Regions from separate parts of the Mus musculus genome. Here region 2 is linked to region 1. A link is a loop called in an ENCODE intact Hi-C map of the cell type or tissue named here. Cell type or tissue: left cerebral cortex. All regions are shown on one strand.

What was found. Peaks named below come from ENCODE experiments on the same cell type or tissue, not always from the same donor. Only the 100,000 strongest peaks of a DNase experiment are listed, where the experiment ranks them.
Region 2: a loop joins it to region 1, with 3 times the contacts of the local background. A loop is called at or near these places in 11 of 42 quality-filtered maps.

What each region holds. Positions count from the first base shown.
Region 1 is chr14:65,146,969-65,154,968 of GRCm38, reverse strand. It overlaps a transcript of Extl3 not described here. Among named protein-coding and RNA genes, the nearest start is that of Gm41177, 21 kb to the left of the region's middle. In left cerebral cortex, CTCF peaks have their summits at 4,772 (motif pointing right) and 5,855; DNase peaks (open chromatin) are centred at 4,892 and 5,610; H3K4me3 peaks cover 1,782 bases; H3K27ac peaks cover 1,031 bases.
Region 2 is chr14:64,626,394-64,634,393 of GRCm38, reverse strand. It overlaps Gm36924 (a long non-coding RNA gene), which reads right to left. Exons shown (of 3, transcript XR_383509.2): 2 at 3,259-3,315. Among named protein-coding and RNA genes, the nearest start is that of Gm36924, 5.8 kb to the right of the region's middle. In left cerebral cortex, CTCF peaks have their summits at 4,650 (motif pointing right) and 7,194 (motif pointing left); a DNase peak (open chromatin) is centred at 7,176; H3K27ac peaks cover 537 bases.

The DNA.
Region 1 (8,000 bases):
CTTGTGAGCCTACAAATTGAATGTCACCACCCAGACAAAGTGACAAAATCCAGTTCAGGGCCTTGGGGCTTTGGCACAGGGAAAGGAAATCAAAGAAGGCTTTCAAGTGACTGTTCTTCGGGGCAGACTCACAGCGACAAGCTGGTTCTGACCAAATTCAGGTTAGGTCATGGCATTTCTCTGCGCTCAATGGGGTCCTTGTTGGTATTCTATAGTCTATTTATGTTCATGTGAAGCATGAAATGGAATCGCATGCTGGCATCTCAGTGTTTCATCTTCTGTGGATGTGTGTAGGGGTGCTCACACGGGGTGGGGGTGCGCCTGTGTGTGTGCGTGTGGCGGCTAGGGGATGACGTCAGCTGTCTTCCTCAATTGCCCTCTGCCTTGTGCATCTGTAGATCATTTCTGGCTGAACCCAAAGCTTGCCAGTTTGGCTAGACTGCCTGGCCATCGAGCCCCCAGGATGCCCTGCTCTGCCCGAGTGTGTGTGTGTGTGTGTGTGTGTGTGTGTGTGTGTTACTGAGGATTTGAGCTCAGGTCATCTTGCTTTCGTGTCACACTCAGTGAGGCATCTCCTCAGGTCTCATTTCATCTCTTTCTTTCTTCCTTTCTTTCTTTCTTTCTTTCTTTCTTTCTTTCTTTCTTTCTTTCAGATTTATTTATTTATTTAATGTATATGAGTACACTGCAGCTGTCTTCATACACACCAGAAGAGGGCAGTGGATCCCATTACAGATGGTTGTGAGCCACCATGTGGTTGCTGGGAATTGAACTCAAGACCTCTAGAAAGAGCAGCCAATGCTCTTAACAGCTGAGCCATCTCTCCAGCCCCCTCATTTCATCATTCTTGAAGCACATTTATGATTATTACTTAACGCAGTGATTTAATGGCTTTGGCAAAGTTCTGCCGAGTGCTCAGTTGGTGACTGGCAAGCAAGCAAGCTCTGGTTGGTCACTCATTCTAATCTCTCATCTACCCACCTATCTGTCTTTGTGCCTTTCCAACTCTTTCCTATCAGTGGGTCCATGTGTGATGCCACACGGCCAGCTGTAGTGTTACCTCCTGAGAATGGCCCCACGGGCACATATATTTGTGTATCAAGTATATATCGAGTTTTACTACCCTTGTGCTGAACGTATATATCTAATTTTACTATCTTTGTGCTGAACGCAACTTTCTGTCACTTCCCAGTTCCTGGGGCCTCCAAATCGGTGGCTTCAGGCTCTGTTACCATCGGTCTTCCTGCTGTGGTAAGACAGCCATAATGCCTGCAGAACAGGGAGCAGTATGACAATACCCATGGGCTCAGTTGGGAGGTGTAGACTGGGGCTCGTATTTTACCACATTTTGTATATTAATTATGAGGATTTCTTTTTCTTGAGACAGAGTAACATTGCTACTAACATAGTATCACTAACTAGTCTGGAGCTGACTATATAGACCAGGATGGCCTCAAATTCACAAATATCTGCCTGCCTCTACCTCCTGAGTGCTGGGATTAAAAAGCATGTTTGTAACACCATACACCATACCTGGCTATTTATGAAGTTTTTTTTTCTTTTCCAAAATTCTCTTTCCTTACTTTGTCCTTTCTCTATTCTTCTCTTCCCTCTTTCTTCCTCCCCATCTTTCCTTTTGACAGGATCTCATGTAACTCAGACAAGTCTTGAACCCCTGATCTTCCTACTTCTGCCTCCCAAGTGCCAGGATTTCAGGTGTGCACCATACTGAGCTTTACAAAGGGTTCTGAAGGACACATAGAAGTTATCCAGGCCGCAGTGCTGAATCTCAAGATTCCTGGTATTGGTATCCAAATGGGGAAGCGAGGAAAATATTATTCGAATTTCCAAGTGTGGGGTGGGGTGGGGTGGGGTGGTGTGGGGTGGGGTGGTGTGGTGTGGGGTGGGGTGGGGTGGTGTGAGGTGGGATGGGGTGGGGTGGGGGAAGGTCAGCACAGCAGACACAGCTGGAGAACCCAGTGGGCATCAGATCACCCAGGGAAGGTTCCAAGCAGGAAGAAACATCTCAGGATCTCATCTGTGGGGGAAGTCACTCGGGCATGTGTCAGATGCGCACATGCACTTGAGACAAGTCTCCCAGGACTGTTCAAGGACTGGGCTGGACGAGGGGGCCTTAGTTCTAGGGTCCATGGGGCCTCTTTAGGAGCCATGAAAGTAAAAGGAGATCCACCCAATTCTAGGTCTTGTGACCTGCGTAGTACAAATGCCGTCTGCTGTAAAGGAGCCCATGTGAGTGATCTTGGGTCCAGGTGGAGAAACAGGAGAAAGCCCTGAGGTGGCCACGAGCGCAGTGATGACAGTCACCTGTGTGAGCACTGGGCATGCTGCCCTGGCCACCTGTGTTCCCAGCACTTTCTCCTCAGGGATTGGAAGCTGAAGGAAAGCGTTGCCCTCAATCTGGGAAAAAGCTGAATTACCTCACTATTGATTCCACTTGGCCAGAGTACAAGTCCCGAGTGAGCGCTGGAGGCAAGCACCATCTCCTGGTAGCTGCTCTCAGGCTCCTTTCAGACGCCCTGCTGTCTTGCTGTCCTGTGTCTCACTGAGACCTGCTTCTCACTGGCTGCCCGCCGTTCACAGCTCCCTGCCAGCACCGCTGCCCAATTGAACTCTGTGCCTAAGTCACAAGAGCAGTGGCTTCTGCTTTTGACTTCAGGGCTCCCGAATGTGGCTGGTGCTTAGAGGATCACTGGTAAGTCAGTCACTCTCTCGATGGCGTGTTAAAGTTCCTGATACTGCGCTCTGTGTCCTCTTGTGGGTAGGCTGAAATCGACCAGGAATGTTTATGGCATAGACTTCCATGCACACTGCAAACTAGAGCTTCTGTGTGCTGGGTTTTGGGTTCTCCCAGATTCTGGTAAGAAAACACAGCTCTGGCATGCTATGCAAGACTTTGTTTCTCCCAGACAGTCCAAAGCTTCTCACAGTGGTATGGTTTGTATAGTTGGGCTACCTGAGAGACATGGCTCAGCTGTGGAAGAGATTTTGTACCTGTGAGACATCCTCTCCTACCTGGGGACTTTGGTCAAACCGCCACCCCTGAACTTGGAATTCGTCAGTAGGAGGCCTTGCCATATTCTCTCTGCCCAAGACTCTGAGGTTCAAATACAAGAAATGGGCCCTTCCCCCAGACCAGGCATTTGGACAGTGTCCGGGCACATCAAATACACACTGTGCAGGTTTCCCAAGTCTCTAGGGCTAGCTTAGCTCAACCACAGTGCCAGGCTTATCTTGAAAGGCAAGGAAGGTGTTACAGGCAGGAAGAAGAGAGCAATTAGTTTGGTCTTACTGTGCTTAAATTATATTAATATTATTTGCTTATATACATACATAATATTACATATATATATGCATATACATATATGTGTATATGTATGTATTATAATATTACAGCCTTTCTGCCATCCATTTGTTTTTATAGGAATTTCCTAAGATTATGCTGTGAGTTTCCAGTGTTTACTCCCAGTTTTGGGTTGCGTCGTCATTCTCTCTCCCTTTATGTGTTGAAGTTTTACACCCCCGATACCACAGAGGAAATCTGATTTAAGTTGGGTCATTGTAGACTCAGTTTGTTTAGGATGAGAGTATGTTGGAACAGAGCAAACCCCTTACCAAAGATGACTGGTCCTATAAGCAGGGATGCAGGCATGTCAGTGGGAACCACTGTAACCAGGAAGATGTTGTCTGTAAGCCCAGGAAGAGGGGTGGGCACAGATTCCTCCCTCTCAGCTTTCAGCACTGGAGCCCACTTTGCTGGGGTGAGTCTCTACTCATAGACTGCTGGCCTCTGGAGTGTGCTCCTGTCTGAGCTCTTTGAGAAGTCTACCAAGCTAACACACTCCCAAAGAAATAGTTTCCTTCTGATACTCTGCCATGATTTGCAGACAAGCTAATTGTTACGGTTCTCTAAGACCTCAGAGACTTTTTTGTGTATTGGTATCTTAAATCACTGAGATGACCTGGGCCTGGTGGTACATGCCTTTGATCCCAGCCCTTAGAGGCAGAGGCAGGCAGGCTATGGAGAGAGAGAGAGAGAGAGAGAGAGAGAGAGAGAGAGAGAGAGAGAGAGAGAGAGAGAGAGAGAGAGAGACTGAGAGACCGAGACCTTGTTTCAAAACAAAACAAACAACAAAACCCCACTGTGTGGGGAAACTGAAATCCTGCTGTGCCGTAGGAAATTAGAACTAGTTCCAACATTCTAGAAACATTTAGAAATTATTTAATAATACATTAAAGGATGGGTGGATATAGCGCTATGCTCCTGGAATCCCAGGACTTTGAGAGACTGAGGCAGAGGGTAGTTCAAGACTGGCTTAGGGTACATAAAGACCCTTTTCAAAAAGCCAGGAAAAAGGAAGGAAGGAAGGAAGGAAGGAAGGAAGGAAGGAAAAGAAAGAGAAATGTAAGGCATATTAAATGGCTATCCTGGGCGCTTTTAATTTTTTGTGCCCCATTGCAATAGCATTTCATAAGTGTCTAGGACTCGGCTGATCTGTGCTTTCACTGGGTAGATACTACACGCTTCTTTGTCATCTTGACATCACTTCTCGTTTTCAACTGTTTTTCTCTGGTTTCAGTAGATTTTCTATTGCCGTCGGTGTTTTAGTTTTCGTTTGTGTTTCTCGGAGGGAAGGGGCTCCAGTTGATTTACAGGTTTCCATTTTATTTAGATATTTTAATGAACAACTGGCAACCAGCCCAGGTCCCCAGGGTCCGAGCCCGCAGCTGCACTCCGGCTGCCGTTACAGAAGCGCCCGCCAGGGGTCAGCACAGGCCCGACATTGGCCTGAGTGTCCCACAATGCACCGGGCTTCAAGCAAGGTAGGCGGGCCAGTCAGAGTTGCTGCTGCGCCTGTGCGGCAGAACCTCAAACTGCGGAGCGGGGCATCCCCATCAAGGGTGCGACCTGAACGTTTGGGCGGGGCCTATATTATGGGGCGTGGTCTATTGAGAGGGTTTGGGCGAGTTTGCGGGGTGGGACTTGGCTGTGGGGGCGGGACCTGGACTTCGGGGCGGGGCCTAGCTGATAAAGGCATGGAGGGGCGTGGTCTACTGTCGGGGGCGGGGCCGGACCAAGAGTTCTGCGAATGTGGAGGTCCATGGGTGTTGCAGACCTCGGCTCCCGGTGTTGTGGCGAGGTAGGGGCTCTGGAGGTTCATATCTTGAGGGCGGGATGTCCTGGAGCGGTGCGGGCGTGACTGCGGGATCTGTAGTTTTCTTTGCATTTCCAAGGTCTCGGGACACCAACTCGGGGCGTCTGGGATCCATTGTGGTGTTTTGTTCAGCTCCAAGCTGTCCCTCTCGTGGGAATGGACGTGACTCTCGGGCGCAGGTGGCTGGTGGGAAATTAGAACCGTGGATTCGAGGGCGCGCACTGCGGGCAGGGATGAGTGGCAGCTGCCACTCCTCAGAAGGTGCTGTCCCTTGAGCTGAGCCGCTGAGGCCCTGATGTCCCAGAAGCCCTGAATGCCACTCAGGATGGCCCCTGGGGGGCCCAGCCCCTCATTGATCCGGAGTGTCTTAGTTTTCGAGTTCATAGTTAGAACTTTGCAAAAAGTACGGTTCGGTAGCTAGGAAGCACTGAAATGCCTGGCGGTTTGGACTTGAGCGTGTCTGCCCCCTCAGCCTGTTCCTACTCCTCTTGGACTTAGTCCTGTAAGTCTCCTTTCTTATTTTCTGTTTCCTTGGGAATGTCACAACTTGGAGGCTTCAGGTCGAAATGCCCATTAAGGTTCTTCCTCAGACCCCTGTTTCCAATCATGTTTTAGTTTTTTTCCTTGTGTATGAGCCTGCGTGTATGTATGTACATTCACTGTGTGTGTGCCTGAAGGCCAGCAGAGGAAATCGGATCCCTACAGTTAGGGATGGTAGTGAGTCGCTGTGGGTATGCTAGGGACTTCTAGAACTCCCATCCTCTCTTAGAATAAAATGTGCTCTTAACCCCCGACCCATCCCTCCAGCTCCATAAATTGTAATTGAAAGGCTTGTTTTATCCTGTTACACATCCATTTTCATAAGCCAGTTGATTTGCTTTTACTTAAACTCTAAGAAATTTCTTATTGCTTAGTAATGTTTATAATTAGAAAAACTATATCGAAAAGGTGATAATCCAGGTGAACACAATCCTAACCAGCAAATGAGTCTCTTGGTGGGAGGCTGTGGGCGGTAAATCAGGCAAACTTGGTTCTCAGACATTTCTGCCACCAAGAAGGCTGAAATATGAAAACCATCTTCACTGTGTCTTCCAAACCTAAAATGTAAATAACTAACACACATTCCTTTTCTTGGTTGCTAGAATTCTTGACTTGATGATCAAAACAACAACAACAAAAAAGTCTTTTTTTTTTTTTTAAGTATTCATTTCTTCTTTTGAGAGAGTGTCTCTCTATGTAGTCCTGGCTTTCCAGAAACTCACTAGATAGCCTGGCCTCAAACTCACAGAGATCCACCTGCCTCTGCCTCCCAAGTGCTGGGGTTAAAAGTGTGGGTGTCACCATGCCCAGCCTCCCCCGCCCCCAATGCTTCTAAATGGTTACTGAATTACCTCTACTCAAGGAGAGGAGTTGACTAACAGTTTGGGTTCTAAATCTTTGTAAAGCAGGAACCTACCTTAATGGTTATTCTGAGTGACTTCATTACTCGGGGATTGTTCCAGTCTGTTTTGTAATGACAGAACACCACCCTAGTTATTCATACACAGATCCTGTTCAGTAGACATCCTATGGTGCTAGGGCTGGAAATGCAGAGATAATTTAAACGTCAGCATCTGGAGCTAACCTAGGAAGGTATATCAACCCAGACAGTGTGGTACTGCAGCATATATTTGCCATGGGGATGGGCGGTGTGGTGATGGGCCAGGCCACAGTGACAGGGCTTTATGTCTCATCTGTTAGTTGCAGGGGTGGGAGAAGACATCTGGAAAAGCTGACACCAGACATAAGTATTAAGGGTGTCTGGCAATCAGGGTCAAGCTATAACAAAATCACAGTGGGCAAGGAAGGAAATTCGAGAACCCAGACAGATGAAGAGTAAGATAGATACCATGCTGCGTGATGTGAGCCAATTCCAAAGGATAAATAATGTATGTCTCTACTTGAACAAGGTCCTTAGAGTAAATAGGTTGATGGAACTAGAAGACAGAATGCTGGTTGCCAGGAGCTGTGGCAGAAGAAATACAGAGTTAGTGTCGAATGGATAAGGATTTGAGGAGATGAAGTTCTAGAAAAACGTGATGGTTATACAGCACAGTGAACATACCAGTATGGTAGAGCTGCATCCTTAAATTGGTTAATCTCAGGGCTGGGGAGATGGCTCACCGGTAAGCGTGACGATCTGAGTTCAAAACCCCAGCATCCACCAAGAAAGCTGTGCGTGACTGTAACCCAGTGCTTGAGAGGCGGGGCTCAGAGAGAGGATTGCTGGAGCTTGCTGGTTACCAACCTAGTTCTAGGTTCTAGTGAGAGAGGCTATGTCTTGAGGAATAGTGACAGAACAGGACACCCAGCATTTTCCTCTGGCCTCATTCTTAAAGCATACTCCTCCGAACGTATGTTTACCACATACATGTATGTGGTTAATCTCTTTTTCTCTGTTTCCTATCAACATGAAGAATCTCCTCCTGCCAACCTCCGGCCATGAAGAAGCCCAGAAAAATGAACTAAGTATCCATGCTTTGATGATTTTAATATGCTTGGCCCATAGGAAGTGATACTATTAGGAGGTGTGGCCTTGTTAGAGTAGGCGTGGCCTTACTGGAGGAAGTGTGTCACTGTGGGGATGGGCTTTGAGACTTCCTATGCTCAGCCTCCACCCAGTGTGGGTGGAGACCCTCCTCCTGGCTGCCTATAGAAGATAATCTCTTCCTGGTTGCCTTCCAATCAAGATGTAGAACTCTTGTCTCCTCAAGCACTAAGTGTGCCTTCGAGCTGCCATGCTTCCCACCATGATGATAGGGACTGAACCTCTGACACTGTAAACCA
Region 2 (8,000 bases), 520 kb after region 1:
AATGCTATCCGAGTACAAACAAAGGTAGCTAGTGAGTCCACAGGCAAAGTCAAAGACTGACAGCTAACACTTGCAGTTGGAAGGCCTTTGGAGCTGTGTCCTTGGGTCATATCTTACCCAGTGGCAGTAGCAGTGGGCAATCTATTACTGGGGAGGAGCCAGAGAGCCAACATCCGCAGCTGTGGACATGGACAACGGACTATCTAGGCACTCTCCATGGGAAACTAAAGGCACGCTTGTTTTCAGCCCTATATTTTAGTCACTATGTAGGGTTTGTATTTGTCCCATGGTCTTCCACATTCTTCAATATAACTTAGGGCTCCCCAGTATCTTGGGGGAGGGGAGGGTTCTCCTACATTGTGAAACATTTGGCACTGAACTTGTAACACAACCACCATGAAAAGGAGACCCTCACTCATTCTGGTAGAGGTAGATGCTTGTGTAACTCTTTTAGAGAGAATCCTATATTTACTCTCCAGAGGAGTCTTACACTTGTTTATTAGTTTCAATCTGGTAATTCCACTTCTCAGAGACTTATCTTAAAGAAACAATGAGAATGGCAGCAAGATGCTCCACTGGCAAAGGCCTGGCCAAACTGAGTTTGATCCCAGAAACCCATGTGAAGGTGTGACGAGCTAACTGCATAAATTTATCCTCCCTCTTACATCTTACACACACACACACACACACACACACACACACACATGACCACGTGTGGGCTATGGTAAGCCCGCCTTCCATTTTCTTGGATTTATCCCAGTTCCCTCCCTTCACTCTTGTGAATGCTATCAACTTCCTTATTAGAACAGAAACTGGATATGATGACCGTAATAGGCACCGATGGGACGGGACGGTGGAGGCTGGGGTGGGACTGGGGCTTAGGCTGGCAAGGTGCATGGTTCAGGCTGCTATGTTCCAAGGCTGGAGGCCATCCTGGGGACAGCCTGGATAGTAAGCACTGACAGCCAAGGACGGACTGATCAAAGATGGCTGGCTGGTTGGAGGCGAAGACCAGAATAGAAACTAAAGCAGCAGTCAAGGTGCCAGGAGGTCAAGGCGAGTCTGAAACTGGTTCTCCTTCCAGGATGTTATCAGTAAACCATAAACCAGATTAGGAACCCAGGAAGTCAGGAAGGTGAGTGAGTCAAGGTGTGTTTGTGACCTGATTTGAAGACAGGCTTGTTTGCCTTTCTGAATCCTTCAGGGCAGGAACTGGGGTCATGGGCTATCCCAGGCACACAGAGAGCAGCTGGAGGAACAACTGTGGAGGACTACGTGGCTGTGGGTGGGTCCTGGGTATGAGGGACGGGAAGCCCTGGCAGTGCCACTGAGAGGACTATTTGGCTAGACTCACTGCAGGGAGCTTTTAAATAAATCCCAGAGTTCAGCCACACCCCAGGCCAATTATATTGGAATGTCTGGGGGTGGGGCTCAGAGTCAGTTGTTAATGTTTCCTTGGTGATTTAAATGTTCAGCGGGAGAACCTGGTGGGATCTCAGATCTGCTCCTTACAGAGGGTGCAGGTGGGGGATCAAGTGACCAGCCAGTAATTACGAAACAAACTTTTTTTTTTTAAGTGTCTAAAGAAATACTTAAGCCATTGTAAATATATGGGAGTATTTCTATTCTTTTATTTTATTGGGTCAGAAGTCTTACCATGTAGCTCTGGCTGGTCTGGAAGGAAGTCGTCCAGGCTAATCCAGGCTGGCCTCAACTCACAGAAGTCCTCCTGGCTCAGCCTCCCAAGTGTTGGGATTGATTACAAGGGTGCACCAATATGTTTGGTTACTGGCACAGGGGATGGAACAGAGGACTTTGTACATACCAGGCAGGCATTCTATCAATTGAGCCTGACCTGGTTCCAGATGGTTTTGATCAGAGATTTCTAAAGGCATAGTGATACTGTGGGAAGTGACTGGCCCCTGACATACAGGTCAGTCTCCTTCAGCACACATTTACTAACACTTGCAGTTAGGATCCACCTCAGTGAACACTGTCCTTCGTCAATGCTGCCAAAGGCACTATGAGGCCAGCAGTCGACAGCCTAGCTTTGCAGGTGCAGAGTCTAAGGGGAAATGGCTTCCCAAGGTTACAGACGAGCACAGAGTCGGGTGTGACTCCAGGATTTCTGACACAAACTGCCCTTTCTAGCTCTTTGCTGACTTGACTGCCCTCCACTGAACGACTGGGCTCTGATTATGCAGAGAGACACAAAGAGATCTAGTCCATTCTCCCCCTTGAGAGATGGACAGGGCTGGTGAGATGGCTCAGCAGTTAGGAGCACTGACTGCTCTTCCAAAGGTCCTGAGTTCAAATCCCAGCAACCACATGGTGGCTCACAACCATCCGTAATGAGATCTGATGCCCTCTTCTGGAGTGTCTGAAGACAGCTACAGTGTACTTACATATAATAAATAAATAAATAAATAAATATTAGAAAACATACCTTTAAAAAAAAAAGAGATGGACAGTTGTCTCCATATTCAAACACAATGAAGTTGGGTATGAAGGCTCATACCTGGAGTCACAGCATTCAGGAGGATTGTCACAAGTTAGAGCCCAGAGTAGGATTGTGGGGGTGGGAAAACCTGATAAGCTCAGTTGGTAAGACACTTCCCTAGCATGCCTGAAACCCTGGATCTGGTTCCCAGAGTGTGCAGTCATAGCCGATGATAGGCTCTCTGTTGGAGAGGTGGAGGTCAGAAGGTCAGAAATTCAAGGCCATCCTTGGGCACACAGCTAGTTTGAGGCCAGCCTGAACTACTGAGACCCTGCTTTAAATACATCACCACCGGGCTGGAGAGATGGCTCAGCAGTTAAGAGCACTGACCGCTCTTCCAGAGGTCCTGAGTTCAATTCCCAGTGACCACATGGTGGCTCACAACCCTCTATAATGGGGTCCGATGCACTCTTCTGATGTGTCTGAAGACAGCTACAGTGTACGCATATAAATAAATAAATCTTTTAAAAAAATACATCACCACCAAAACAAATCCCCAAAACCCTGGTGGCTCATGCCTTTAATCTCAGCACTCAGGAGACAGAGACAGAGGATCTCAATAAATTTGAGGCCAGACTCCAGAGTGAGTTCCAAGACAGCCAAGGCTACACAGAGAAATCCTATCCAGAAAAACCAAAAAGGTAAAAAAGAAAAAGAAAATGAAAGAAAAAGAGAGAGAGAGAGAGAGAGAGAGAAAGAGAGAAACCCTAAGGTTAATGAATGCCGAGAGAAAGTTTCACCTGTGCTCATGGACACACCTTGTCTTCCTCTCTGCTCTTCACCTGGAATGCTGCCCTTGTGCCTTCCTGCCTCACCTGAGGGCAGAAGAGAATGGAAAATGTTCACATGGCTGGGTTCTCAACTGACACCGGCCTCGGAAGTAATTTTCCTTCCCAAACTGGGATTTGTTTCCGTCCCTCTGTGTTTTACACCATCTTGAATGTCTGAAGTCTCCGTGACTCATGCTATAATATCTGCCACATTCTTTTTAGACACAGGGCATTTCTGCAATGTCACTTATTACCCCTCCCCCACCCCCACCCTCCCCTCCGTCCTTCCTTCCTTCTTTCACTCTCTCTGTCTCTCTCTTCTCTCTAATAATGTTTTAGCTAGCCCAGGCTAGCCTTGAACTCACTATGTAACCATAGATGGCCCTGAACTTCTGATCCTCCAGCTTTACGTTAGGATACAGGTGTGACCCACCAAACTCAGTTTATGGAGTGCTGCAGATTGGACCCAGGGCCTCTTTTCTGCTAGGTGAGCCCCCTACCGACTGAGTCACATTCCAGCCCCTCTTACCTTCCTGATTTTTCCTGGATCTTTATAACTGGAGATGACAAAAATCTATGGAGTCAAAGACTATTTCCGTTTGGGAAACAAGCTATTTCCAGCAATCTTTCAAATTAAATGGAGGGTCCAAAGTGTCTCTTATCAGTGCTGGTCTAGTTAAGAGCTATATCAGAGCTATAATAGTTGCCTGGGAGGGGGGTGGTCACCCTAGTAAGGACTTGGGACTGGGGGCTGTAGGAGGTAGTAGGTCTGATCCTAGGCAGGCTAGGCCAGTAGGGGTTCAGGCAGATAGGACCAATTAAAAGGGCAAGGAAGGCCTCAAGGGAAGTGTTTGTAGATTCCTGTTTATTCACTTTCCTTAATTCTAACAAATTACCTGAAGCTGGGTCCTTTACAAAGAAAAAAGGTTTGTCTAGCTTACTGCTTTATAGGCTGAAAGACTAAGATGGCACGGTGCCCTCATTTCAGCTTCCTTGGCTGTGTTGTTTGGTATCAGCATGAGCAGGACACTTAGAGGGTGAAGTGGGAACCAGAATGCCACCTAGACTTTCCAGCTCGCTCCATCAACAATCAATCCCGTCACAGGATGAAGTCCCAGTGAGCTACTCACCTTCCACAAGGACCCAGCTCTCTTCCTCCCTCCCTCCCTCCCTCCCTCCCTCCCTCCCTCCCTCCCTCTCTCTTTCCCTCCCTCCCTCTCTCTCTCCCTCCATTCCTCCCTCTCTCCATCCCCCCCTTCATCCCTTTCTTTCTAGAGATTTTTGGGTTTGGGTTTCTTTCTAAAGATTTACTTATTTCAGTTTTACGTTTTGTTTTGTTTTGTTTTTTGCCCTGATCACTTGCATGCAGTACCAGCAATGGCCAGAAGAGGGTACTGGACCAGAAGAGGGTACTATGGCTGGAGTTACAGACAGTTGTATGCCACTGTATGAGTGCTGGGAACTGAATCCAGGTCCTCAAGAAGAGCAGTCAGTGCTCTTGACCTCTGAGCCTTTTCTCCAGCCCAAGAAAACTCTTAAAGGTTCCATTCTCACATAGCCACAGTGGAGGCCAGACTTCCAACATGGGTTCTGCGGAAGGATAAACTATATTCAAACACAGTTGGTCTTGTCCCCCTCCCCTCCCCCCCACCCGGGCCCTGTAATTAGCTCGGGCTATGTAGTGAGATTCTGTTTCAAAACAAAACAAAACAAAACGACACAACACAACACCCAAAACCAAAACCAATAGTAGGGAGCTGGGGCTGTAGCTTAGTAGGTAGAACACTTTCCTCACACGCTTGAAGCCTGGTTTATGTCTGTAGTGTCAAATAAACTGGGCATGGTGCTGAAAAACCAGCACTTCCTGTGAAGGTAGGAGAATTAGAAGTTCAAAGTTACCCTCAGTTACATAGTGATTTTGACACCAGACGGGGCTTGGTGAGACCCAGTCTACAGAACAAAACCCAAACCCTCCATACTTTCCTGTGTGACTTCCAAGGTAGCTCAGGTGAGTGCCTGGAGAGATGGCTCAGCAGTGTAGAGTCTTTGCTGCTCGTGCAAAAGACCCGGGTTCTGTTCCCAACACCCACACAGAGGCTCATAACTGGCTGTAGTTCCAGTTCCAGGGAATCTAATACCCTTTTCTGACCTCCACAGGCACCAGGTACATATGTGGTGCATACATATACATGCAGGCAAAATACACATAAGCATAAAATAACACAAGAAATAAATCTATGAACAAGTAAATCTATTAAATAAGTAAAGAGTAACCGGCAAACAAATAAACAAATGCTCACCCGACTGGCACAGGTCTAATTGTCCAGTTCCTGAAAGGTCAGGATCAGAAACTGCCTGTCTCTCCTGGGGTTAACCTGTCTTTATTCTCTAGCTAGGGTGTTTATTCAGCATTTTAGGAGGAGAAAGCCACCCAGGTGTTGTATCTATAGGCCAATGAGATGAGAGAGGACCCTGATGGGCCAGGTAGGAGGTAAGAAGACCCCAATTCATCATCGTAGCTGTACATAATATACCCTGAACTAGAGCCTGCTTTGGCCAACCAGAGGTCAGCAGACAGGAAGGGCACTCAGCTGAGGTGACCTGCAGTGCTTGTGTATGTGGAGTGAAGGAGCCAGCCTGGTCCAAACCAAGGGAAACATAGAGAGTGAGCGACAATAGTAACCATGAGGTGTCTTATAAGGCGTGGTGTGTCTTATAAGGCGTGGTGTGGTGCGGGGGAGGGAAGGAGGACACTGTTGTACAGGGCGGGAGCAGAGGGCAGAGTGGCAGGGCAGACGTGCCTGGCGGTGTGATGGGGGCTGGGCAAAGTGATCACACCCAGCCAGACTCTGCTGTGAGTGTAGAGCTGAGAGGATTTCCTGTTGGTCATGGGATAAAGAAGGCACTATCGTCTTCACCCAGTGCTCAGTCCAGTGGTGGCATAGAGTACATTCACGCGGAGCACCGTGCATGCGTGCGGGGGTGGGGGGCGGAGCAGGGAGGGGGAAGAGAGGAGGAGGAGGGGAAGGGGAGAGGGATCTTTCATGTAGCCAGACTAGCCTCAGATTCCCATCGGTTACAGGTAGTTGCTGCCATACTTAGCATTAGCATCCGCGGAGCCGTGTGATGGGTAAATCTGCTCCATCTGAGCTGGGTTTTCATAGCTCCCATGACCTTGACCTTCAGGGAAGAAATCCTCAATCCTTGTTCCAGTTATAAAATTCCAGTTATAAAACTGGAATGCCTCGCCTGCCCTTTAAATCAATCCCCAGACTTGTGAGATGGCCCAGAGGATAAAGGCACTTGCAGGCACTTGCTGTGCAAGTTCTATGACCTGCGTTCATCCTTGTTACCCACACAACAGAAGGAGAGAGCAGCCTTCAAAACGTTTTTCTCTTACCTCTACCCAATACACCCTGGCATGAGTGTGCACTTCCACTCATACATAGAACAATTAAAATTAAAAATGAAATACACACACCACTCATGATGGCACCAAGCCTTTAATGCCAGAGCTCAGGAGGCAGATGCAGATGGAGCTCTGTGATCAGCCTGGTCTACATAGTAAGTTCCAGGAAGGCCAGGGCCACAAAACCAACCAACCAAACAAACAAACAGGAAAACCCCCAAACAAAAAACAAAACAAAGCAAAAAAAAATTATACACAAACCACAACTAATTCTCCCTTTCCTTTTCCTTGGTCATTACATTCTACTTCCTCTCTATGAACTTCACTGCCCTGGGGATCTCGTATGAGAGGAGTCATGTAGAATTTGCCCCTGTGACTGATTTAATTCTTTTAACCCAACATCCTTCAGGTTCTCCCAAGGTGCACTTCGGTGTTTAGCTGCTTGGAGGTAGTTTGCAAAGGCAGGGACTGCGGGGTGGGCCTTTCTCTGCTTTGCGGGCCGTGAGCGCCTCCTTGAGGCCATACGCAGAATCTTGTCCCTGAATTACTGCTAAAATGATGGTTGACCGGAAAAGTACGCACTTGGTTATATTTTAGCTTTTGTAGGTGAGTTGGCAAAGATGACCCTGAAGGAATGGCTCTGAGATAGGGAGTATAATATAACAGAAACTTTGAAAAGGATTGAGGCTCTCTTCCCTGAATGTCAAGGTCACAGGAGTTATGAAAACCGGGCACAAGCAGAGTATTTATACCAATCAACCCAGAGCAGCCAACTCGACAGAACTTGGAGACAAACAAGCAAATGCACAGAGGCTTTAAGTACATTCACTCTCTGTAGGGCTTTCTTGCATAAGTAATTATAGTCCCATGCAGGATGTTTTGCTGTTAATTCAGATATAGCCGGAGAAAACAGGATGGCCCAAGGGGCAAGAGGAAGTCTTTACTTCTTGCAAGATAGTCAAGGGTGAGAAGATTAAAGATAGCCTTGCCAGCTGGTAATGCTGTCAAGCTAGATTTGATGGAAACAGCTCACAGTTGATCAAGGTGCTTGGAGACTCATCCGAGCATCTGTAAGATAGCTCAGAGTGCTTGCCCAGCAGGCGTGCATTCACAGGAGTGCATGAACCAGGAACTCAAATGTCTGTAAGCCCCACGGAGAGGTGGAGTCAGGAGATTCAGGAGTTCAAGGTCAGCCTTGGTTATGCAGCAAGTTTGAGGCCATCTTGGCCAGCACAGGCTGTGTCTAGCTGTACTTATATTTTTCTGCACAGATTTTTTAAGGTCCAGGCTTATTTATTTATAGATAGAGTCTTACTCTGTA